Regions from separate parts of the Mus musculus genome. Here region 2 is linked to region 1. The links are chromatin contacts, found by POLR2A ChIA-PET in ENCODE. All regions are on one chromosome and are shown on one strand. The core of a region is the stretch at or near the end of the contact, and the rest is flanking DNA. Distances in the headings are between cores, read along the strand shown. Region 1 overlaps Garem2 (GRB2 associated regulator of MAPK1 subtype 2). Region 2 holds the start of Hadhb (hydroxyacyl-CoA dehydrogenase trifunctional multienzyme complex subunit beta).

Region 1 (6,264 bases), core at 2,261-4,760:
GCAGAATCAGACTGGGCTTAGGCAAACTAGACAGTAGCGACTGAGTCACTACTGCTGTTCTTTACTGAGAGCTCGCCTGAGAGACCTCAGGTTTTTGAGAGGCAGCTGCTGGGTGGGGTGTTTCTCGGACTGGAAAGGGTGATCAGCACAGTTTTAATGTGCGACAGTCCCCAGATCATTTAGCAGACCTTGCCCCTAACGCCGATTGTTGGGGGCGGCAGGAAAGGAAGCTGCAGTGCAGAGAAGGCTTCTAGAGGCCAACACACGTCTCCCGGGAGGTCTCCCTTCCTTCCTCCCCGCAGAAATGACCCGGCTGGGCGGCTGAGGGGGCGGTGCTGGATACCATGGTTACATCGATCTTCCCTGCCACATCCTCCTAGGATCCAACCCTGACTGGGCTCCAAATCTCGCCACAGGGGGCAGCAGGCATTTCTCCACGTCTGGCAACTCCTGGTTAAGGGGTGGGGGTTCACGTGTGATATGGAGACAGAGGAGACTGAAGCGGGTTAGAGAGTGCTAGCGTCCGTCCTCGGTACTCCTGCGCCTTGACTCTGGCCCCTTTCTTTTCTCCCTGATGCCTTGGGCTGTGGCCCATCTTCTCTCTAGCATCTGGAAGGTTGGGGCTGGACCGGGACCCTCTCTCTGGTTTGCTCCAGGGCACCTCCGCTGTCCTCTCTCTTCTTAGTTCCCATTCTCTCTTTGGTGCTGGCTGTTGGTGGTTCAGGCCCTGCCGTTCTTCAGGTCAGGCACCAGGGGGGGTCTCAGTCTCCCTCTGCCTCTGGTTAGACTTAGGGAGGGACAGGGACCCTCTTCATTGTGTGCTTATGCTATGAGCAATGTGGGCTTTTAGGGGGTCGAGGGTCCCCACAGGGTGAAAAGGTTTCCCACTTCCCTAATCTGCCCCACCCTGCACTTCAATCTGTTGCTCTTTCATTCCCACATGGACAAGGGGCACTACCCTGTGAGGCTCTTTGCTGGTCTTCCAGGATCTGTTTCCGCCATGTTCCTCTTGGTTCCTCCTGTGGAACAGCCTGCCATCCCCTCTGTGACCAGTAGGCCATGTGTGTCACCCTCAGTCCATTCCTCCTTGACTTCTCTCCTTATGTCATTAGGGTCTGAAGGGTCCTCTGAGTATCCATGGGTTTGCTCACTGTGTGCCATTTCCTGGCTCTTCTCCAGGATTTCTTACTGGACTGCTTGCCCGAGTATTGCCAGAGCTCAGCTTCCATTACTGCATTTTCTTGTTCAAACTCTTCCTGAGGGCTTCATCCATTTTCTTTCCTGGTTTTATTGTTTATGTGTGCACACACGTGCATGGGTATGTGATGTTCTTGCAAGTGTGTATGACACAATGTGTGTAGGTATACGTGTGTATATGCATACTTTGTGAAGACCCCAAGATTGACATCAGGTGCCCTGCTTAGTTGCTCCCCACTTTGTATACTGAGGCAGAGTCTCTTTCTGAACCTGCAGTTCCTTCCTTCTGCTAGTCTGGCTAGTCTGCTTGCTCTGAGGATTTTCTGTCTCCTCTTCCTTTGAGCTGGGATTGCAGATTCGCCCATCCCCACCTCGCTTTCCGTGTGAGTGCTGGAGAGAACTCTGGGCCTCACATTTGTACAACAAACACTGTGCCTGCTGATGTCCATTCTGTAAAGTCCCTTTCATTTGAAAGGTGCAGCTTTGCAATCCCTCACACATTGTGCCAGGTAGGTCTCTTCCTTTGGAGCTGCTTTCTCACAGGTGTGCCTCAGGACTTGTCACCTGCTGTCTTCAGATGCACCAGAAGAGGGCATCGCACCCCATTTCAGATGGCTGTGAGCCACCATGTGGTTGCTGGGATTTGAACTCAGGACCTCTGGGAGAGCAGTCAGTGCTCTTAACCACTCAGCCATCTCCAGTTGGCCTGAATTTCTGGAGAGCAGACTGTTTACAGAACTGTCTAATCTGAAAGGACTTTGGTACTGACTTACATCACAGTGGGGACGCTATGAATGTTAGTGAACTACGGAGAGGGCCACAGCAGAACTAGGGAAACTGTGTCCTCTCTCCATCACCCTCTGTTAGTCCTTACTAACTCTCCAATTTTCCATCTGTGTGAAGGCAGAGCAGTTCTTAGCCTATCTTTAAGCTCATCATTGCCGACGTGAGACAGACAATTTACATGATATTTACATTATACCTTAGTATACCTGCTTTGTGCCCACCTGAATTCCAGAGGGACTGGATGAGTTTGGGATAGCAGGCCTGATGTTCCTAGAATTCAGACCTGACCCCTAGCAGGCAGGCCCTCCCTCAGCAGCCTGTATATCCCCCCCCCCCCCCCCCCCCCCCCGTGCAGGCAAATTCAAGCTCCTGGAGCAGGCTCGGGACGTGCGGGAGCCTGTAAGATACTTCAGCAGCGTGGAGGAGGTGGCCAGTGTCTTCCCTGACCGAATCTTCGTGATGGAAGCCATCACCTTCAGTGTCAAGGTTAGTCCTAAAGGCACGGGGTAGGACCTTCCCCCGCTTCCCTTTCTCTAGGTTAGAGTGTTGCTCATAGGATCCAGGAGGGAAAGCTGCTTCTGGGCACCCTCTGGCACAGTCAGGCCATGCCAGGAAAGCCCGCTCACTAACTCAGTGGACAGAAGCATCTCCTAGGAAATGTGGTGAAGCAGGAACGGCCCGTGGAGGGGTCACGACCTGACGTAGTCTTGGGTGGGTGAGGTATTGTTATCACGCAAATGGTCAAGATGGCCTAATAAAATTTTCAGTGATTGAGCACTTTCAAAGTACATCTCTCCACCCATATGAGGTAACTAAGGACCCAAAGAAAACGTTAAAGTCGCAGATTCCCTCCAGTCCCAGTCCAGTGCTCTCGCTCTTATGTCAGTGACAGCTTAAGAGGAAGGGACTGGAAAGCTCGCTCGAGGAGTTTGGAGCTGGTGTGTGACTTTCCTTGCGACCCTAGCTAGGGCTTCACCTTGTCTCTGGGATTCCCCAGGTGGTGTCAGGCGAGTTCAGCGAGGACAGCGAGGTGTACAACTTCACACTGCACGCAGGCGACGAGCTCACTCTCATGGGCCAGGCGGAGATTCTGTGCGCCAAGACGACCAAGGAGCGCTCGCGCTTCACCACGCTCCTGCGCAAGCTGGGCCGTGCAGGGGCCTTGGCCGGAATCGGCGGCCCCGGGAGCATGGGAGCAACAGGGGGTGGCGGCGGGGCCGCCAGGCCCGTCAAAAGCAAGATGCCCTGTCTCATCTGCATGAACCACCGCACCAACGAGAGCCTGAGCCTGCCCTTCCAGTGCCAGGGCCGATTCAGCACGCGCAGCCCACTGGAGCTGCAGATGCAGGAGGGCGAGCACACGGTGCGCGCCATCATCGAGCGCGTGCGGCTGCCGGTGAACGTGCTGGTGCCCAGCCGGCCGCCGCGCAACCCCTACGACCTCCACCCGGTGCGGGAGGGACACTGCTACAAGCTGGTCAGCATCATCTCCAAGACGGTGGTGCTGGGGCTGGCGCTGCGCCGCGAGGGCCCGGCGCCGCTGCACTTCCTGCTGCTTACGGACACGCCGCGCTTCACTCTGCCGCAGGGTCTGCTGGCCGGGGACCCGCGCGTCGAGCGCCTGGTGCGCGACAGCGCCTCCTACTGCCGCGAGCGCTTCGATCCGGACGAATACTCCACTGCTGTGCGCGAGGCGCCCGCGGAGCTCTCCGACGACTGCGCCAGCCCGCGCCATGCGCGCCTCTGCCTGCCCGCGCCGCGCGCCCCCGGGGCCGTCCGTGCGCCTGGACCGCCGGGTCGCCTGGGTCCCGCTTTGCCCGCGCCCGGCGACAGCGATCAGGATTACGTGAGCCCCGATTGGGCGGGTGTGTCCGAGCCAGCGGGCGGCTGCGCCGAGATCCCTTACGAAGAGCTGTGGGTGCACCAAGCCCCCGAGAGCCGCGCCGACGCCCGTGCACGGCCGCTAGCGGGGCCGGACCTCATCTCCTTCGGGATCGTGGGGCCCCCACGGCATGAGCCAGAGGCACCACCACCTCCTGTCCCTCCCAAATCCGAGGCGGTGAGTGAGTTCTGCTTCACCTTGAAGGTTCTTGAAGGAACTTGGGCAGGTTTTAGAGGACCACGGAGGCTCCGTGCGCCTGGGGAGTGACAGAATGGCCAGAGCCAAAGGAGAAGGAGAGGGGAAAAGACCAGGGCACACATGCAAGGCAGAGAGAATTGAGGGTGATCTGGAAGCAGGTACCCACAAACTCCACAAAGTTCGACATGATGGAAAAATGCAGTAAATGTAGGAAATGCGAGTGATTTCCAGCAACCCCTGGAGTCGATGAGTTAGAACCACATTACAGGCTCTGATATGTTCTGTGCTGATATTTAACCGTTCCCCACTTATTTGCCCACAGGACAGTTCCCTCATCAATCACACCTTTTTTAAAAAAAAGATTTATTTATTATTATATGTAAGTACACTGATTTATCTATTATTATATGTAAGTATACTGTAGCTGTCTTCAGACACACCAGAAGAGGGCATCCGATCTCATTACAGATGGTTGTGAGCCACCATGTAGTTTCTGGGATTTGAACTCAGGACCTTCGGAAGAGCAGTCAGTGCTCTTAACCGCTGAGGCATCTCTCCAGCCCTCAATCACACCTTTTAACACACTCTTTGGGGAACTTAATTTGTAAGGACAGGATCCTAGTAGCAGGTCCCTTGTCTTTTCCCTGAAGAACAAATATCCCTATCGCCCCCGCCCCGCAATCTACTAACATTCACAATAAATTTACGATGGAATAGGGGACTGTTGTGGACCGAGTATGAGAGACAAAACAGGTTGGAAATAGACAGGGGTATCTAGGCGGGACAGCCTCCATTCTGCATGGGACAAGGTCTCAGGCCCGGCCCCCCTGCTTGAGAGGTGAGGTAAGAAGTAAGGCAGTCGTGGTCTTCCTCTGCAGGTGAAGGAAGAGTGCCGCCTGCTTCACGCCCCTCCAGTGCCTCCTAGGGGTGGCGGCAGCTGCAGCAAGCTCACAGGCAGCCCTCCGGTGCTGCCCCACTTTCCCAAGCTGCAGCCTGTCCACTCGCCCAGCTCCAGTCTCTCCTATTATTCCTCTGGCCTGCAGGATGGGTGAGTTGCTACCTTGGTCCCTGGCTTTTCATTTCTCTTTCGTGTTCTGACATGACCTGGGGACTTAGGGGATCCAAGAGGGTCTCAGGCTATACAGTAGAGGGATAGTTTCCTGCCGGGGGCTCTGGGGTCCTGTGACTGTCACTTCCCACTCTGCCTGCCTTATGCTATGAGTGCATCCTGTGTGTCTGTCTCCGCTTGTAGGGCAGGATCCCGCAGTGGCAGTGGCTCCCCGTCACCGGATGCATACTCTCTCTATTGCTACCCTTGCACCTGGGGAGACTGTAAAGCCAGCGAGTCCTCTAGTCGCCCGCCACCTGGACCCCTGCCTTCTACCACCACCCAGCCCAGCCAGGCCTCAAGAGGCCTATCAGAGCCCCTGAGTGGTCGAACCCCCTCCCTCTTGGGGGCTGACACCCCAGTAGTTAAGAACTACCATAGCTGCCCACCTCTGTTCAAGTCCTCTCGTCCCCAGAAGTCCTTTGCTCCCTTTGGTGCACTCAACCCCTTCTCTGGGCCTGCCCACCCTTCAGGTGCTCCAGCGGCCTCCTCCTCTGGGTCCATATCCACCTCGGGTGTCCTGGCTACCTCTAGCCCCACACACTCCCCAGGCCCAGGCCCAGGCCCACAAGGCCAAGGTTACTCAGCTGCTCCTTCCTCCTCCTTGTCATCCTCTGAGTGGCAGGAGCCAGCTCTGGAGCCCCTGGACCCATTTGAGCTGGGGCAGGCCAGTCCTCCTGAGCTGGAGCTAGTGCGCTGTCAGGAGCCCAGAGCTGCGGGGGCACCTGGGTCAGGACCTTGCCTTTCACCACTTGGTCAGCCCAAGGCCTTTGAGCCCGAAGGTTTGGTGCTGAGGCAGGTCCCTGCCTCACTGTCACCAGCTGCCTTGCAGGGGCCTGAGGCAGGAGGAACCCTACTCTTTCTCACCCAAGGATGCCTGGAAGGGCCTCCTGGCAGCCCCCGGGAGGGAGCCACAGGTGCTGGGGTCCGGGATGCCTCCTCCTGGCAGCCACCAGCAGACTTGTCTGCACTCTCCCTGGAAGAGGTCTCCCGTAGTCTGCGCTTCATTGGGCTCTCAGAGGACGTGGTGAGCTTCTTTGCCCGAGAACGCATCGACGGAAGCATCTTTGTGCAGCTCAGTGAAGACATCTTG
Region 2 (6,264 bases), core at 2,187-4,686, 41 kb after region 1:
GTGTGGACACACACCTCTGAGGGCAGAGGGAGGCAGACCCCTAGGAGTTCCAGGCTAGCCAGATCTATTGAGATCTTGTCTCAATAAGCAAGCAAACAAATAATAGTAATAAAAAAAGAGCTGGTGCTCATTAGCCTATTGTTAAGCCATTTTAATTCCAGCCGACTAACTTCTCTTTGTGGTAAACACACTCCCACACACTTACACAAAACATACTCTAAACCAACAGAGACAAAAAGCAAAGAGAAAGAGCAGTAAATGAACAAACATTTAAAAAAAATCTTAACGACTATCAATTTAATCAAGCCAAAGTACAAGGTAACTGCTTCTGGAATCCAGCCTTACCCTAACAACAAAGCTTACTATACAGACGCGGTGTGAACTTTAGCCTACATTTTCAGTGCCAGCAAATGCAAAACCTTTGCCCTACTTTCTAATCATCTTCATGTGTAACTCAAGAAAATATCTACAAGGTCATATACAACTATAGTCAGTGGGAAGGGTTGGATTGTGCTGCACAACTTTGAAAACTGGAAACGTTACTTTAGTTTATAGAAATTTATAGCTTTTTCAAAATTCAACCCTGGGACAAGAAGTGAGAGTCAGATTTAAAAATAACTACTAATTGCCGTTCACTTCTTGTAAAATTGTTTTACCACTTACATACTTAGGAATTAGGAAAAGTAGGAATTAAATGGATATTAAGATCAACTTATGACTTTTTTGATAGTCATGTTAGAATAACAGTATTGTACAAGATCTCTTTCACAGTAAGTGCCATAGTTCATTAAGCATTTGGCAATGCCTCCACACACTCTCAGGGTCAAGGACAGACCTGCTGAGTCTAGACTCTAAATAGTAAATCAGGTGTACAGCTAATTTTAAATAGACTTTCCTGCATATTTTTTCAAAGTGCATAAGCTGGTATTAAAATAATCTGTAGCTATAATAGACTACATTTTCTTTTCTTTTTTTTTTTTTCTTTAAAGATTTATTTATTATACGTAAGTACACTGTAGCTGTCTTCAGACACTCCAGAAGAGGGCATCAGATCTCATTACGAGTGGTTGTGAGCCACCATGTGGTTGCTGGGATTTGAACTCAGGACCTTGGGAAGAGCAGTCAGCGCTCTTAACCTCTCTCCAGCTCTAGACTACATTTTCTTAATGAAAAAAAAAATACAACTTATATATTTAGATATGTTTCTATGTAGAAGTATAGGAAAATTTAGCTGTTAGCTTTTTATTACCTATGTAAAATGGATAGATTACAAGTTCTCAGCTATATATAGTCATTGCTTCTAAGGGATAAAAAACTAATAACATTTATTGAGAATGTATGCCTATGTGTTATACCTAATATAACTTCTTTAGATTTAACATGATTGACTCCATTTTACCAATGATAAAGATACTGAAATTAATTCCCAAGGTCACTAGAAGGTAAACTGTAGATTCAAGCCAGATGACAGAGTCCGTATTTAATGCTTTTAATTGCTCCATCATACTACTTCTCCTGTCAAAGAAAAAAAATCACTCTCATTCATTTCACAGATGGGAAAAGAAAGCCCATTTAGATGAAAGGGCAAAGTCAACAGCTAGCTAGTGACAAGAGAACATGTGACCCAATCACCACTCCAGTGCTAACCTGGCTGCCAATTCATGAAAGTACCTTACATCAAATACAGGACCATAGGTGCCTTTTTTCCCCTAAAACTGTTATAAATGTGGAAAAGGAAACACAACCAAGTGCAAACAGGAGACATAGAGATCGATGGATCTTTCTTTCTTTCTTTTTTGGTTTTTCCGAGACAGGGTTTCTCTGTATAGCCCTGGCTGTCCTGGAACTCACTCTGTAGACCAGGCTGGCCCTGAACTTAGAAATCCACCTGCCTCTGCCTCCCAAGTGCTGGGATTAAAGGCGTGTGCCACCATGCCCGGCTCTTTTCTTTTTTTTAAAAGACAGGGTCTCACTGTGTAGCCCTGACTGGCCTGGAACTATGTAGACCAGACAGGAACACAAAGACCCACCTAATATTAAAGGTGAATTAGCACCCAGTCCACTTCACTTTTTTTTTTTTTTTAATTTTTTTTTTTTTTTTTTTTGGTGGGTAGCAATTTTGGCTATTTACACATAATCGATCTATGGAGGTTTTTAAAAAAGTAGAAAAAGATTCAATCAATTAAATGCCAGGGGAGGGTAAGAGAAGTAAATTCTACACGCATCCCTTTTTTTTTGTGAGGAAAATTAAAGTGAATTCACGTTACAAACTAAAGTCTGGGAAGTAACTAGTATCAAGTATGATACACAATGAAGTTACATTTGCCCTTACAGATTTGGGATGTCTGGGAAAAGGCTGTTTTCTAACAACACCCCTTTAACCCTTTCACTGCCAGCTTGAAAAGGAATGCAGTTCCTGGAGCCTGACTGGGAATCGACAGAAATGAGATTAGAAATAGTTTCTAAGTGATCAAAAATTTTTTTCCTCATCAAAATTTCTTTGCCTAAGTCGGAGAACCTCCAGTTTCAACCTTCTATACATTCAAACTAAGATTACTGAAGTGGGAGAGCTGAGTTCTCTGGGGGGGAAAAATGGTTTTGACGGAAAAGATCAAGGAGTGGCATTGATCTGTAAGGCTAGTAGTCAATGTCACCGAGAAGGCTGATAGATATCTCTTATGGCGACTAACATGTAGTAGAGCCTCAAAAATGTGACAGGTCTTACTTAGTCCTCCGAACTTAGCGGTGTCAGGGCCAAGACAAACATTAAGGGAGACAAGAGGGGCGTGAGCTCAGGGCTACAGCAGAGACCTGCGCAAACTGCCAGACTAAGTGGAAAAGACTCAGGAAAGTTAGGGGAGAGCCTGACACTGCCGGAGCAGGGCGAGAGAGGGTGTGACAGTTCCTTTACAAGGACACAGGAAATAGGGTCTCGGAACAGTAGCCCCATTTCCACGGGTCCCGGGAAAGGGGTGGGAGGCAGACAGTGAGAGGCAAACGCTGCTCCCCGCCGCCCCAGTTCCTGAAGGCACTCCGAGACTCTCCCGAGCCCTCTCCAGGCTCACCTCTGGAGCGTAGGATCCTGAAGGCAGAGAAGCGACTGAGACTGCCAATCGCCCGGGACGCCACCATCTTGAGCAGAAGAGGACGAAAGCTCTTCTAGTGGGGGGCAATGGAGCCGAGGGCTTTTCTTTTCTGAGCCTGTCCGGCAGGGTGTCCTAAGTGCCGCCTTACTAAAACGCAGACTCTGAGTTGCCACCCGTCCTGTCGCCCTACCTCTTGCTCTCAACTAAGCGAGCCGAAAGGATGATTTCTCTGAAGGTGAGACTAAGGACCTCCGAGGAGAGGGCGGAGTGTCTGACTTTCTGCTCAGGCGTTCAGCGGGCAGCCCGTAAATGCCGCGGTGATGGCGGGCGGGGCGAGAGGGGGTCCTTGCGGAGCGGGAGCCGCCCCTCGGCGTGGGCGGACGTTTGTCAGTCTGGACTTGACCTTGTTGGCAGCGGCAGTTTTCGCGGACTCTAAGGTGCGGCAGCGCGCTTCTCGGTTTTCTTCTGATTTCCCCACAGGCAGGTGCCACTTTGCTCCCGACTCTTCTCGTCGATGCCCGCGGCCGCTTCCCTTTGCTGTGAGGGTCGAAGTCCCAAGAGCGGGACAGGCTGGTCCAGGCCTCCAGTGCGAACCGCCTCAGGGCGGGCGGTGGTCGCGTTCTCGCGTAGCTCGCGGCAGCGGTGTCTTCTGTCTGCATTTGTCACTTCAGGTTTACGAATGGATTGCGTGTGTGTGAAACGCTGGGCTGTGTCAGAGCGGTGTCGTTTCCCCTGTTGTTGACCTGTCTAGGCAGTCTGGCGGCTGTAGAGATTGAGAACGCGTCGTTAAGTGCGGGTCTCGGGGGTGAAAGCAGCCAAGACAGTCCTCCAGTCTGCTTGGTGATCCAGGGTTCACGGACATTTTCTAACCCAGCAAACATCTGGGCAAACCTGCCACCCCTCACTCTTTTTTCTGTGAAGTAGCCGTAGCTAGTGACTGAGACTGCGCCACAGGTGGTAGAATTAGTCTAGAACCTAAGTCTACTTTTAATTGAGAGTTCAGCTCTTCTGGGCGCCAGGGTGTGAGTTGTTTGTTTTGGTGCTGGAAAGATGAGCCCTGAAATAAACTGATTGTTTTCAAAAGAAAGTAAAGTCAGCTTCCGGTGTGTGCACCATTTTGTTTAATACGCACAAACCCCACGTTTCATTTGCACTTTCGGTGACTTGACAGGCTCAGAAAGATTATAATACCTTCTCTGTGGCAAGCCAGGATTCAAACAGAAGTGGCACTTGCTAGTTAATTGATTATTCTGCCACACAGGAAAGAAATGGCTAAAATGATTCTAGAAAGAAAGGAGCGTCCTGTTTTAAAGCTCTAGTCAAACTAAGTCTTCCACCACCAAGAACACTTTAAGCTGGTACTAAATGACCACTTCGGAGTAAATTGCAAAAAAGGAACCCTTTTCCCATACCACGCCTTCCACTACACCTATTTCATATCCTTTTTTTGTAAAGAGCCACACAGAAAATAGTTTGTTTTGTGAGCCCACCCTGTGCTCTGTTACATACTTGTTTTGTGTTGCCTGCAGCTTTTTATCATTTTTCCTAAACTAGAGATGGAACTGACAAAAACGGAACCATTCACACACATACACGTTGCAACTCTTTGAAGGTGTAAAAACCAGAGCTGGTAGAGATCTTGTTCATATGGGCCCTGGCTTCACAGTTAGCCCTTCAAAATTGGGGGGTGGGGGGTGGAGGGAGGGGGAACGACCCCAAAAAACAAGAAATCATGTGAAAGAAAAACACTTTTATTGAGGGTTTTGGGTTATATTTTGCTAATGCTTGATTTAAAGTGCCTTTTTTTTTTTTTTTTTTTTTTTTGGTTTCCTGCATTCTCGGTGAAATTATGAGATCTATCAAGTACAAAGGTTTTTTTGTTGTTGTTTGATAATTAGCACGTTAGTGCAAAGGCTTAGAGGAGAACTAAGTATATTTATATCTTCACCCACTAATAATAGAAAACACATAAATAAACCTTTCTAGATAAAAGGCAACATACCTGTATTTAGGTGTCTATTTAATTATCTCAACAACTCTAAAACTGTGTACATTTTACTAAAGGGCCAGAAACAGAAACGTTAAGCAACTTGCTTCGGGTCCTACAGCTGCAGTGAGGGAGGCTCTGATTTGCACTTGGAGTCTGTTCTTTGATGTTGTAGTAACTGTCAAGTCACCCCATCTTGCTTTTATATTCTTCACCTACCCTTCTTTCTCTTTTGTCTTCCCATGTGCCTCTGTGCTACCTAAGCCTAAACTACCCAAGTATTGACATGTTTTGAATACTTTTCTGTTAAAATTTCTGTATTTCTGAAGCTTTGTAAATGACAACAAAGGCCAGCCTTCCAATACAGTAGTATAGTTTTTTATTTGTTTTGTTTTTGTTTCGGCTTTTTTAGTCTGGGTCTCTGTATTATGTCCCTCTGGCTGTCCTAGAACTGGCTAATTCAGGCTGGTCCCACACTTATAGAGATCTGCCTGCCTCTGCCTCTTAAGTGCTTAGATTAAAGGCGTGTACCATTATGGTATGTGCTGCCTAGTGTGTATCACCTGGTGTACAGTCTTGTAGTAAGCCTTTAGTTTTTGCATTTTTATTTAATATGCATTATGGATGTCAGTATAAACATGCATATCTTGTTTTATTTTCTCCCAAACTCCTGAATATTCAAGATATATTTATGATACAGATCAACTATTTCTACTGATCTGCATTTATGTTAGTCCCAACTATAAATAGTTCTATAATGAGCATTTCAAGTATTCCTATAGAAACCAATTAGAGGAAATTTAAGATTCAGAATTCACAATCTGGAGCCAGGTCTGTAATCCTAGCACGCAGAATGATAGGCCATAGGTTCAAGGCCATCCTGGGTTAAATAGTAAGTACCAGCCTAACCAAGGCTGCCACACTTAAGCCCTGTCTAAAATAAGAAAACCCCGACTGTTTGTAGTTTGATGGGTAGCACAGGCACCTAGAGGACTAAGTAACCCAGGAAGATGATGAGTTTTAGGCCAGCCTAGGGTTCAGAGCCAGACCTTGCCTCCAAGTAACATGTAAATAGAAGTATTTAAAGATTTTTTTGTTAGTGTGGATATTTTAGTTTGATTGATTCTGGGGATCAAACTCAGGGTACATGATGGAAAAATGCCCTGCCACTGAGCTGTACTCTAAGCCCTG

Evidence for each region. ChIA-PET counts read pairs that join two places held with the same protein, here RNA polymerase II (POLR2A).
Region 2: POLR2A ChIA-PET joins it to region 1 with 17 read pairs in embryonic stem cell. The contact joins the promoter of Hadhb here to the enhancer-like site in region 1. POLR2A ChIA-PET finds 5 or more read pairs at or near these places in 4 of 5 experiments (Patski and embryonic stem cell).

Annotation. Positions count from the first base shown.
Region 1 is chr5:30,110,946-30,117,209 of GRCm38, forward strand. Garem2 (GRB2 associated regulator of MAPK1 subtype 2) reads left to right here. Exons shown (of 6, transcript NM_001167879.1): 3 at 2,339-2,469; 4 at 2,981-4,042; 5 at 4,942-5,111; 6 at 5,316-6,264. Among named protein-coding and RNA genes, the nearest start is that of 3110082J24Rik, 8.0 kb to the left of the region's middle. Within about 2 kb of position 3,511, at least 1 of the 3 ENCODE cell types and tissues checked has a DNase peak (open chromatin) inside an H3K27ac peak, as active enhancers do.
Region 2 is chr5:30,151,817-30,158,080 of GRCm38, forward strand. It overlaps Hadhb (hydroxyacyl-CoA dehydrogenase trifunctional multienzyme complex subunit beta), which reads left to right and starts at 3,437. Exons shown (of 16, transcript NM_145558.2): 1 at 3,437-3,523. It overlaps Hadha (hydroxyacyl-CoA dehydrogenase trifunctional multienzyme complex subunit alpha), which reads right to left and starts at 3,164. Exons shown (of 20, transcript NM_178878.3): 1 at 3,066-3,164. The coding sequence starts at 3,132.